3 separate regions of the Homo sapiens genome follow, and all the other regions are linked to region 1. The links are chromatin contacts, found by Hi-C or POLR2A ChIA-PET in ENCODE. All regions are on one chromosome and are shown on one strand. The core of a region is the stretch at or near the end of the contact, and the rest is flanking DNA. Distances in the headings are between cores, read along the strand shown. Region 1 overlaps PID1 (phosphotyrosine interaction domain containing 1). Region 2 overlaps DNER (delta/notch like EGF repeat containing). Region 3 overlaps DNER (delta/notch like EGF repeat containing).

Region 1 (4,230 bases), core at 1,102-3,601:
GGATCAGAGAAAAGGACATAGGACAGCCTGAAGGGGTGCTTTTTCTCTAGACCAAGTGACCAAGGTTTCTAAGCCTTGTCACTACCGACATTTTGGGCTAAATCATTCTTTGTGGCACGGCCTTCCCATGAATCAGAGGTTGTACAGTGGCATCCCCGGCCTCCACCCACTAGATGCCATTAATACTTCCCCAGTTGTGATGAACAAAAATGTCTCCAGACATTGCCAAATGTTGCAGAGGGACTAAAGCACACTCTTCTCCACTTGATAGCTACAGTTCTAGATCACGAAAAAGAATAATGAACTATTTGACTGGAAAACACCTATATGCAGAGACAGTGCCTGTCTGTAGGTGTTCCTATCTGTCTGTCTGTCTCTCTCTCTCAGGCAGTGCTGGGAAAACTGCCAAATACCTGCTCTTTGGCTTCCCTTTGTCCAGCCACCATGCAGCTCATCTTCCTCAAGAACATTTGCTTCCTTCAGCTGTGCAGATGCTGCTGATGGAGCTACAAGCCCTTTGTGTGCAGGGAGATGGCAGGGCTGTGTGTGTCTCCCATTCCCCCAGGGCATTTTCCTTACGAGATTTTAGGGGGAAATTACTAAACAAGCCTTCAAGCAAAGGTAAATGGATTGGGATTTTGTACCAGAGTCCCCCAAACTTCAAGTGCTCTCAACAGCTAAAGGTATTTCCAGGGAGGCAGGAAAAAAGATGACATTTGCAACCTCTCAGAAGGCACTTATTCCAAGTATAATCCAATTTAGAAAGTGCATTTGCTTTAAACTTCCTCTAAAAACCTAAATAGAAAAAATATTTCTAAATCTTGGTCCAAATAGTGACACTGCCTTTTCTCCCTCCAACTAGCTGTTGTATTCCAGTAATTAGGGAAAGGCTCTCTGATGTGGGTATAACTGTATAAAACTCCAAGCGTTTCAAGTTGAAATGTACAAATGGACTTATTTATGACTTTTGTTGCTTTGATACGAAAACAAAACTGTTCAAAGCCAAAGGTTTTTTTAATTTGAATATAGTCGACTTACACCAGATAACAACACTTGAAAAAACTAAGCTATTTAATGAATATTAGACAAACGCTATACAAAGAACCATGAGGATTTCTTCATTCCAATTTATTTTTAAGCTAAAAAAAATCTAAAAAATAAACAAGCTAACCACCATGCATTGAATGTCTATTATTTCTCAGGGCATTTATGTTCATTTTCTGTAATCCTTATTTATTCCCTGTAAAATTGGTATTCTTATCATAAAGAGATGAATAAATTAATGGGTAAAAAAATAGAAAGAGTAAAAAAGACCCACAATTTGATACCACGACAGGATGACTATAGTCAATACTAACTGAATCGTACATTTTAAAATACAGAGTGCAATTGGATTGTTTGCAACTCAAAGGATAAATGCTCGAGGGGATGGATACCCCATTCTCCATGATGTACTTATTTCACATTGCATGCCTGTATCAAAACATCTCATGTACCCCATACATATACACACCTATTATATACCCACAAAAATTTAATAAATAAATAAATAACGAGATAAATAAATTGAGGCTTAGAGAGACTGAACCATTTGCCCTGAGGCACACAACTGTGTACAGCTTGGTGAATACAGAATCAGGACTTGAGCCCAAGCCCCGCTGTCTCCAAAGCCTACCACACTTGTGCTAGTTTCCCACCAGGCTGTGATGCCTCCTTAAGAGACTCATTTAAAACCCCATCTCTACTAAAAATACAAAAAATTAACCGGGCATGGTGGCGGGCGCCTGTAGTCCCAGCTACTCGGGAGGCTGAGGCAGGAGAATGGCATGAACCCGGGAGGCAGAACTTGCAGTGAGCCGAGATTGCGCCACTGCACCCCAGCCTGGGCAACAGAGCAAGACTCCATCTCAAAAAAAAAAAAAAAAAGAGAGAGAGAGGCTCATTTATTGCAAATTCCATATCAGCAATCACAGCTACTTTTACACACCCAAACCTAAATGTGACTATGGTAATAAGTATCTTAATTTTCATTTCATTGCCTGGCAGTTCTCCTCAACTGGATAACATATTGGGCTCTGGATAACTATATTAAACTGAATCCAAATTGCTTAGAAAGCATTTATCATTACTATCTCAGAAGAGTAGTTATGCACAAGTATGATCAAGAAGCACATTTCTAGCAACAATCTATTTGTCCCTTTTCCCCCCATATTAGTCATGGTTTCTTCCCTAAGATGAGCAGAGAGAACCAAACTAGATGTTTCTCTTGCTCATGTACACTGGGCAGGGGCTGACTGCATGAGCTAACAAGGGAGGTGGCTCCTCCGGAGACTAGCACCCACGGCTTCTAGTCGTGTTCACATTCGTTATAATGAAAATCTGTCCTGCTGCCCAGTGGGTTCAAGTAACCATGGCAACTTACCAGCAACATCGCTCACACAAATTATAGCAAAGAAGCTATGACCAGCTCCACCCAGAAACTGAAACGGTCACACCAAGAAAGAAACATTTCTCAAGGACACTTAGCTCTTAAAGAGCCATTGGCAACCCTGTACTTGTTCAGCTTTATCACCAGAATAAATCTCAGCTCGCTTTTACTGAACAGCGTTAAAAGCTGTTACACATAATACACTTGAACTTTGGTTGTAATTAAACTGGTGAATCACAACTTTGACTAACTCTCTGTGTCACAAAGAGCATTGATAAGGAGTTGTCTGGAGAGCCAGACAGCCCTCAGCCCACCTGGAATGCTGCAGACACCCGTCCTTGCATTCTCAGGGCAGGCAGAACTTTCACTGCAGAACGTGCAAGTCCCAGCGCTTCTCAGAGACCAGAAGCTTGGCGCAAAGTGATGCCTGGGGGACAGTGACAGCAAGAAAAGGAAACTCTGCCTTTCTGGAAAGTTCTGAGTTTACTTTTTTAAAGAAAACATAGAAAAGTCTTTAAATAAATTATTTTTTAAAACTACCACATGAGAGATAGGAAAAGATCATTTGTTGAGTGGTGATTTGAACAGCCACTGAGGGATGTGGCGGAGCAAGTTAATGAGGAAACTCGTAGGCTTGTCAGGCAGTTTCATGGGTCTAGTTGAAGCTGGTGACTATGAATTTAGAGGCTCGTCAAAGTTCTCAATCCATGTCTGTTCACCTCCCCCACTAGACTGTGTTCCTGGAGGGCTTAATTCATCTTGCGTCATCAGCACCTAGCTCGGCTCTGATACAAAGCAGATGCCCCCAGTGTTAGCTAAACTCAGTGGCAACGTCTGCAATGTCTGATGGGTTATTTCCTGGGTCTGCCAGAAATGAAGTTTATTTTCTCACAGTTCTGGAGGCTAGAAATCCAAGCTCAAGGTGTTGGCAGGCCAGGGCTAGGGAAAAACCTGTTCTGGGCCTCTCTCAGAGCTCCTGGCAGTTACTGGCCTGTAGCTGTGTAACTCCAATCTTCACATGATGGCATTCTCCCTGGGTGCACGCCTGTGCCCAAATTTCCACTTTTTATAAAGATACCCACCATATCGGATCAAGGTCGCTCCCTACTCCAATATGACCTCATCTTAACTTAATTATATCTTCAGTTACTCTATTTCCAAATATGCTCACATTCTGAGGTACTGAGGGTTAAGACTTCAATTCTGAGGGGTCACGATACAGCCTATAACATCGGAGCATAAACACTTTAAATAAATACTACATTTTTCTTTTCTTTTCTTTTCTTTTCTCTTTTCTTTTCTTCTCTTTTTTTTTTGAGACAGAGTCTCACTCTGTCTCCCAGGCTGGAGTGCAGTGTTGCGATCTCAGCTCACTGCAGCCTCCACCTCCCGGGTTCAAGCTATTCTCCTGCCTCAGCCTCCCAAGTAGCTGGGACTACAGGCATGTGCCACCACACCTGGCTAATTTTTGTATTTTTAGTAGAGATGGGGTTTTACCACATTGGCCAGGCAGGTGTCAAACTTCTGACCTCAGGTGATCCACCCATCTCAGCCTCCCGAAGTGCTGGGATTACAAGTGTGAGCCACCATGGCCAGCCACATTTTTCTATGAGAACAAAGTCATGTGAAAAGAGTAAAGAATCTCCACATGTGAAAATCACCATTTTGGCTAAAGTTTAGAAGTATTAATAATTAATTTCATAGCTTAGGCAAAATGTCCATTGTTCCAAAAGTCATCATCAAATATTCACACTAGATACGAATTTCAGTAATTAATCCTATTTGTAAATTAAAAACCAAGA
Region 2 (4,230 bases), core at 491-2,990, 470 kb after region 1:
TTTTATACAATCTTAAACACAAATAAAATGTTATGTATTTATTTGTATGTATATTTACTGGAGGATGGAAAGGAGGGAGGGAGGAAAACAGAAAAGGAAAGAATGAAGAAGGGAAGCAGGTAACTAGAATGGACCATTGTTTTAGTGATTTGTCTAAGCAGCAGCATCAGTCAGGGAACTTTTAAAACACAGATTCCCCAGCTCCAGGCCATTCATCAGAAACTCTAAAGGTGAAGCCTAGAAACCTGGATCTTTCAACATTTCCCAGATGATTCTGATGCACCTGGCCCCAAAACCAAAATTTAGAAATTGTTAGTACAAATTAGAGGTTGGCAAATCACAACCACAGGCCAAATCTGGTTTGTTTTTTGTAAATAAAGCTTTATTGGAATACAACCACAGCCACCTGTTTATGTGCTGACTGCTTTTGCAATACACCAGCAGTTGAGTACTGACAACTGAAAGCGCCTGGCCCACAAAGCCTATATGATATTTGTTATCTGGCCCTTTAGTTTCCCAGTCCCTGATCTAGACAGTACAGACTTTGGGGTTCACAAAAGAGGGAAAACAGGTAGGTGGGGGTCACCTGGAAAGACTTCAAAAAAGAAAACTATCTTGAACTGGGCCCTACAAGTTTGATAGCAATAACATCTATTTTCTCCCCCCATGCAACTCCCTAATTGGACTGGTGTGCAGCAAGTGATTAAATAACAGAAGAACCTTTGGCAAAACAACTTAAAGGACCAGATATTCTTTTAGTCATAATTATGTGCAGGAAGGTTGCAGAATAAATCTTGGTACTATGAAAAGAATGCTCATCTAGATAGTCCACCTTGAAGCAAGAACACAATGAAGGGTCATACCCCTACCTTTCCTTCACTAGAAGAAATATGGAAATTCTCCCTCTACCTTTCCATCCATCAGCTGAACTAAATGGAGATGAATGATGAGCAACCCATGCCAAGGCTAAATATAGAACTAGGTGGACCCATGGAAGACGATGGATGGGGAAAGGTCACACAGACTAAGGGGATATTGAAATAGCAGGAGAGTGACTCTGTCTGCCAGTTGGAGAGGGGGACTACAGCAAAGATGACTCCAGAATTTATAGCTTAGGGTTACTGGAGAAATTAGAATGAACAATTGCCACCTGGAGGTACTGTGATATGGGAGAGAAAGACTGGGGTTCCAGTCTCATTTGCAGGTGATGTTGGACAAGGCAAGAAAGCTTCCTGGGGCTCAGCACACTCAACTGTAAAAGGAAGGGATGGGACTAGAACATTCTAAAGGCGTTTAAGTTCTTAATATTGTGTTTCTATGTCCAAAACAGGAATTGCAGTGGTTGTAAATGTCATCTTCCTTCTGAAACGCAAATGAACAATGTTGGGGTCCAACTGTCACAGTATTTTTGTCTCAAAAAGAAATTTTTCCCACCTTCTTCAATAAGGATTTCAACTATATTCCAACACCAACTGCTTACTCACCAGGAATAAAGATATAAAAAAAAATCACTATAGTGCTTATGCCAGTAGTAGACTCAGCCAAGAAATGCATCCCAAGATTTTTTTCCCAAATCCAAATAATAAAAATGCTCATTCGCTTTACTGAATCAAGAACTATATGTCTTAGTGAAATACACATTCCATGTTTTGATAGGTCTTTACTTCTGTATTAGAAACTCTACATCAATTCAAAAAATTATTCCAAGACTAATTTGGTCAGTCCATTATTCCCTCAATTCTGAGTCAGCTTTCTTGAAACCAGCTTGTCCTGATTTTTGTATGTGAGTTGAGTCACATTTGTAAGTAGGCTAAAAGGAAATTATAAGCAGAATTGAAACGTGGCTATAAAATGAATCCATTAAAAATAAACTCTTACATATTGTTTCCCTACTTTTTCATGCTGTCTCTTTAAAACATACTGCATTTGGAAATTACCTTGAAATCTCAAGGTAATTGCTTTAGTCTGATTAACACATAGTGATAAGTCATAGTGATGAATCTATAAGCCCTGCTCAGCTGCAGATATATCAAGAATTAAAGGAATTGTTCTTCAAAAACCTGATCTTCCCTTTGTCCCTTGGTTTCCATATTTAACTAAGTCCTAAGAGATAGCACTCAATTGCACTTACTGACATAGGCACACCAGCCTCAAATGAAATGCTTTTTTTTTTTTCACTTTTAATCATTCAAAGACCAATTTCTTGAATAAAAAAGTTGCAGAACAATTCCAGTGCACACATTTTTGTTTCGCCTCTCATCAGAGACACTCATACATCCTATCAAACTTTTTTACAAAACCACAATGCCATCAATACAGGAAATATGTCGACTTCTGCCTCTTTCGTACTCAGGAAAAGAAGGCTGCAGGCAAACTGGGAATTAAATTTCCTGTGAAGATTGTATGATCATCTCAACCAATGCAGAAAAAACTCTTATTAAATTTAACATCTAGGTAGAGTGAAGACTTTTAGCAAACTAGGAATAGAAGGAAATTTCTTTTATCTGATAAAGAGTATCTACAAAAAACCTTCAGCAAATATAATACTTATTGGTGAAAGGTAGAACAGTTTCTCTCTGAAACTGGGAAGAAAGCAAGGATGTTTGCTAATACCACTTCCATTGAGCACTGCACTAAAGGTCCTACACAGTGCAATGAGGCAAAAATAAAAAGAAAGTATAAGGATCCACTAAGAAAATAAGCTGTCAATTACAGACTGTATGATTATTCATGCAGATAAATTATTAAAATATGGAACTTCAGCAAGTTTGCTGCATGCAAGATCAAAATTTACCAAAAAATAAAAATATTTTGCATCTCCATGTATCAGCAGCAAACTAAAGATCCTTTTCTCAAAGGTACAGTTTATAATAGATGAAAAAAATTAAATTCCTAGTAATAAATCAAATGTTAAAAATGCATGATCTCAATGAAGATAATTGTAAAGGGGGAATATTCCAGTCATGAATTAGAAAACTTGATATTAGAAAGACTCAAATTTTTCTTAACCTACAAGATTCAATGCTGCTACAACAGAAATCACAACATTTGTGTGCTTCTGTAAAATGGCCCACGATAGCACAGACACGCTTGAATAAGAACAATGTGGGAGGGCTTGCTCTATTAGAAAGCAGGAATTTTAAAGCTATGGTAATTAGGATAGCATGACACTGGCAGAAAGATGAACAAATAGACCAATGGAACAGAGACAAGAAACAGAAAGGATCACACAGGGACACTTGACTTCTAGAATAGAGTCTTTTCAATAAACTGATATCCAATGAGAAAAAAATGAAGACTTTTCCCTCTCTCAAGCCATATGCAAAAATAAACACCAATTGGATTGTAGATCCAATTGAAAGGTAAAAAATTAAACTTCAAAAAGATAATAGAAGAGAATATCTGTATAACCTTATAGTAAACAAATATTTAATAAACAGAACACAAAGAGTACTAACTATAAGAATATTAATATTAAATGACGAGTTAATGGGTGCAGCACACCAACATGGCACATGTATGCATATGTAACAAACCTGCATGTTGTGCACATGTACCCTAAAACTTAAAGTATAATAAAAACAAAAAAGAATATTAATGAGCTGGATGACAACAGTTATAGTATACTGATAAAATATACTATACAGCCATGAAAAAGAAAGAACTATAGCCTTATACAACAAGTAGAACAAATTCCCCAAACACAATGTTTTTTCCACTTGTGTAAAGAATATAAACAGCAAAAGTGACCCATGCTTGAAGTCAGAAGAGTGATTAGCTTTGCAGAGCTGAGAGAGGTGGGGACGAGGAAGCTGCTGGAGGGCAACATTGTCAACCTTGATCTGAGTGGTGGTTACACAGGTGTTCATTTTATGATAATACATTGAGCTGTACATATTTTGGGGGGGTGCTTTTCTGTGCTTTGCAAGTTTGTGCTTTGCAATTTTTGTGCATATTTTGTGCTTTGCAATTTTGGAAAATTGTTTTTAAAACACCTACCATATACACATATCTGACATACTCTTTGTTCCTTGGTTGTCATATTTAAGAAAGATGATGAAACTAACTTGCCTCTACCCAAAAGTAACCATAAGGTTCCTTCCTGATTTTCCTCCCAGGTAAGAATGGCACACAGATTCCAGAGTGACTCTCCCTCCAGCACCGCGGCCACATGAAGCCACAGGGACCAGGAGGGCCAGCAGAAGCCAAAATCCAGCAGCCTCTGTGTCC
Region 3 (4,230 bases), core at 769-3,268, 290 kb after region 1:
GATTTCACTGTCTGGTCTTGAACTCCTGACTTCAGGTGATCTGCCCACTGCAGCTTCCCAAAGTGTTGGGATTACAGGTGCGAGCCACCACACCAAGCCAGGAGTGAAATGTTTAACACACTTGTATGCCTTTCAGTCTTTCCTATCCTCACCCCCTTCAACACATGGCTTTGTTTTAAATAATATGAAACCACTTTACTTGTTGAAATTTTTCCTTAAGAGCAAGAGTGGTGGACACAGCCTAGAGTGACCCCTAGGGAGTCACACCCTTGTGTAATTCCCTCCCTTTGAGTGTGAGCTTCCAACCAAGAGCAAATGGCAGTTAAGACATTTTGAAGATGCAATTAAGGTCCCTAATCAGTTGACTTTGAGTTCCTCCCAGGTGGGCCTGGCCTAACCAGGTGAGACCTTTAAGAGGGTCCAGGCTGGGTGCAGTGGCTCATGTCTGCAATCCCAGCACTTCGGGAGGCCAAGACAGGTGGATCACCTGAGGTCGGGAGTTCAAGACCAGCCTGACCAACATGGAGAAACTTTGTCTCTACTAAAAATCCAAAATCAGCTGGGCATGGTGGTGAATGCCTGTAATCCCAGCTACTCAGGAGGCTGAGGCAGGAGAATCGCTTGAACCCAGGAGGTGGAGGTTGGTGTGAGCCGAGATCACACCATTGCACTCCAGCCTGGGCAATGAGAGTGAAACTCCATCACAAAAAAAAAAAGTCCAGGCCTTCCCGGAAGTTCAAGACTGGAAGCAGTGGGGTCTCTGTCATAGTTGCTAGCTTTCAAAGAGCAAGCTGTCACAAATCCTACAGCCACGAGGATATAAGTTCTGCCAATAACCTAAGGGGACTTGGAAGCTGATTTCTCACTATTCAAGCCTCAGATGAGAGCTCAGTCAGTCAATACCTGGCTTTCACCCTTGTGAGCCCCTGAGCTGGGAATTGACTAAGCCACACCTGGACCTAGGAAACTGTTAGGTAATAAAAGCATGTTGTTTAAGCCAGTACCGGGTACTGATTTGTTATGCAGCAATAGATAGCTGATACAGAAGGCGGATCTACTTTTTTCAAGAGACTTTCCTTCACCATTATATTACCATTCACAATCACATAAATATCAAATATTTAGATTTATGCCTGCATTTAAAGGCATACATCTCTTCCTTCCATTCTCCATCTTCCCCTATCTGGATATCTTTGTTTTGATTTAGTTCCTATTTGGTGGCGATGCTTATTAAGGTACTTATCTTAGGGTATAGGGTGCTATATTTTCTGTATCCTTGAATGTATGGCAATGTCTTTCTTTTGCCCTCAAATATAAACAACAAACTCCTAGTCCTTTTCATTTAAAAGTCTGAAACGCTGCTCTGCTATTCTTTACCTCATGATAGAGAGGGGCAGTACAATGCCGATTTGATTCTCTTTCTTCTGTATGTAACCTGTGATCCCTTCGAAGAATCTTGTAAAAAATTCTCTTTATCCTTGCAGTTACAAATTTTACCAGGAAATCTCAAATTGTGTATCATCTCCTTCATTAATCCCATTACTGCCCTGTGAGCCCATTCTATTTGAAAATAAGACTTTCTTCACCTCACAGACACCTCCTTCTAGGAGTTAGTTAATTCTGCTTCTATTTCCACATGCTCCTTCTTCTGGAGCACCCATCGCTCAGGCAGAAGCAGATCTCTCAAATCTTTTCTCCATGTTTCCTGTCTTTTCACTCGTGGTTTCCACTTCCTCATATTTTGATTCTCTCATGCACTAGTTCCTCCTTTTTATTCAGATCCAAATTCAATTTTGAGTAGTGTACATTACTTTCTTCACTTCCTTTCTTGAGTGTTTAGAGCTGTTGTTGCAATTTTTGTTTTTATTTCCCAAAACTTTTCTCCCTCTCTGAGTTGCTGGCGTGGGCTAGTGTACTGGCCAGGCTAGTGGGTGGAAATCTTGGCAGAGACAGACAACATAACACATTCCCCTTCAGGGATGGATGGGCAGCCAATGGGGCCCTGTGTACTAAGGCATGAGGCAGAGAGAGGCCTCCCAGTTTGGTGTTCTCAAGGCCACAAAAAATGGGGGGGCCAGCTCAGCCTACTGTGCAATTTCCTTAGACAGCAGCCCGTAGCCATGAGATCAGTACACCCCTCTGCCTCCTAGGGTCAGACGCAGCACAATTACAGCATGCACTTCCTCTCTATAAGCTGAAGGATTTTTTTGGACTAATCTGTTCATTGAGTCATCAGTTCTCTCTGGAGCCCTCATCCCCTGTTCTTGTGGTTAAGCAAAGGCTCCCAGCACACATACCCTTTCTTGAGACCCCAAATCTTCAGATGACCCCATTCAGGGTCATCTACCTTATTGAGCCATCCCTAGCAGAGAGTCAGGAGGGATCAGAGATATTGAATGTCAATGTGAGCTGCCATCTTCCTAGAATCTTCATTTGTTCAGAGTAAGAAATCCATGAAAATATTTATACACATGGAAAGGAGCAAGGGGAAAGAAGGAGGTTGAAGATATGTAGAGAGAAAGGTAATAGATAGATAGACTCAGAACTGAGAAGCCTGAGAATGAAGCCAGCACATCTGCTGTTGTGTCCTGGTAGATGTTAGTGGAGTTTGGTTCTAACCGAACGTCATACTCCAACAGAAGCATCAGATCTGTGGAACACAAAGTCAAGACCTGGCCCAGCTTCAGCCCTCTTATCCAGGAGCTTAATCAAGTTTTCAGTGTAGCCTACAAGGCCATGAGACTTGCCAAAAAGGTTACTAAATAAAGGTAGGTTCATCCAAAGAGAAGCAACGGTGAGGGCAATGCAAGGTCTCCAGCCAGGTGGATGGCATCAAGCAAGCAGCAATAGGAGCAAGCGGTTGAATGAAATGGCTATAAATAGAGCCCACAAACGCATTCCAAAATCTAAACCCGGCCCCGTAGTTATGGCTTAGAGAAATGTGTGCAACAGCTGATAAATAGGTTCTCCTGGAACAGGGCCGTCTGAGGATATCTGGGCTCCAGGAAGCCTTGCCATCCACAAAACGTGGCCAGAGGCCAGTGAAGATGCTGGGAAAGGGCTTTAGGAACCACGCTGACCAGGCTTATAGGGGAAGAGCATTACTGTCCACCTCATAGGGTTCTCGGGGGGATTTAGTGAGCTATGCACATTAGGGGTTAGAACGGGGTCCACACATTGGAAACACTCTGTCAATGTCGCCTGTTTTTAATAAGCATTAACTTACTTGCTGATACATGGGACTCCGCCTGCCTCCTCCCCAAGAAAGCACAGCATTCTATCTCTGCATAAGAAGCTTTATAGGACGGCATCCTTCCTCTTCCACAGTTTTCACAGCCATGGTCTCTAACCTATGTCTGACAGTCCATCTTAATATTACTTTTTGTTTTCAGCTTTTTACACATTCAATAAAAAAGAAAGCGAGGATCCACAAAGAACAGGACAGGAAAGGGGGTTGTTTCTCAATCTATCAGGAAGAAACCAGAGACTTGCAAATTGGTCTCCTTGGACCGATTAATCATGCCAGCTTCAGCATTTGATTGTTATTCTGAACAATTCATGGTCCAATTAGAGGTTTATGCATTTACACTGAGAAATACATGACGTCATTTAGAGCCATTCTGGCACAGGAAGGCCAGGCGGCCTCTCACCTTTGTATTCTGCCAGGCACACACACTCATAGCCATTAACGAGGTCCCTGCAGGTGGCTGCATTCAGGCATGGAGCGGAGAGGCACTCATTATATTCCTCCTCACAGTAGAGGCCATGGTAACCTGAGGGACAGAGAGAAAGGCCCACTGTCAAATGCATCCCATTTACAACCCACGCGGGACCAGCCTGCAAGGAAGGCAGTTGGGGGTATTCATTAGAAAGTATGGTATAAACAGATGGGATTTCAGGAGCTAGATCTCTTGGGGTAAAGTTGAAAGGTGGATTTGGGGGAAGGCTATGAAGAAAGCGCCTGTTCTTATCACACTTTTTCATGATCCCAAGTATAAAAGAAGTGATTCCATTTATCCACTGACATTTTCATCATAGTGCATCCAACAGTGCTGGTGTTAGGGTGATCCAGTCACTGAGTGTGTCTGCTGTGGCCATCAGAGATAGTGAATGAGCAGGATTTACGGCAGGGGAGGAGCAAACAGCTCCCTTCAAGAGTGAGAACCTGGCTCGGTGTGGTGGCTCATGCCACCACAAAGTGCTGGTAATCCCAGCACTTTGGGATACCGA

Evidence for each region. A loop is a pair of places that touch in the nucleus more often than their neighbours do. ChIA-PET counts read pairs that join two places held with the same protein, here RNA polymerase II (POLR2A). Pooled maps may share reads with other maps.
Region 2: a loop to region 1 is called in a map of endothelial cell of hepatic sinusoid, with 2.9 times the contacts of the local background. The contact joins two enhancer-like sites. A Hi-C loop is called at or near these places in 3 of 168 maps with a recorded cell type or tissue (endothelial cell of hepatic sinusoid, heart right ventricle and lower leg skin) and 1 of 37 single-sample maps with no recorded cell type.
Region 3: a loop to region 1 is called in a map of aorta, with 2.4 times the contacts of the local background. The contact joins two enhancer-like sites. A Hi-C loop is called at or near these places in 2 of 168 maps with a recorded cell type or tissue (Panc1 and aorta) and 5 of 50 pooled maps. POLR2A ChIA-PET finds 5 or more read pairs at or near these places in 1 of 52 experiments (WTC11).

Annotation. Positions count from the first base shown.
Region 1 is chr2:229,127,505-229,131,734 of GRCh38, forward strand. All of the region lies in intron 2 of PID1 (phosphotyrosine interaction domain containing 1), which reads right to left. Among named protein-coding and RNA genes, the nearest start is that of PID1, 140 kb to the right of the region's middle. Within about 2 kb of position 2,352, at least 6 of the 41 ENCODE cell types and tissues checked have a DNase peak (open chromatin) inside an H3K27ac peak, as active enhancers do.
Region 2 is chr2:229,599,836-229,604,065 of GRCh38, forward strand. The region is part of intron 1 of DNER (delta/notch like EGF repeat containing); the gene reads right to left. Among named protein-coding and RNA genes, the nearest start is that of DNER, 110 kb to the right of the region's middle. Within about 2 kb of position 1,741, at least 2 of the 41 ENCODE cell types and tissues checked have a DNase peak (open chromatin) inside an H3K27ac peak, as active enhancers do.
Region 3 is chr2:229,414,458-229,418,687 of GRCh38, forward strand. It overlaps DNER (delta/notch like EGF repeat containing), which reads right to left. Exons shown (of 13, transcript NM_139072.4): 9 at 3,651-3,773. Among named protein-coding and RNA genes, the nearest start is that of PID1, 150 kb to the left of the region's middle. Within about 2 kb of position 2,019, at least 21 of the 41 ENCODE cell types and tissues checked have a DNase peak (open chromatin) inside an H3K27ac peak, as active enhancers do.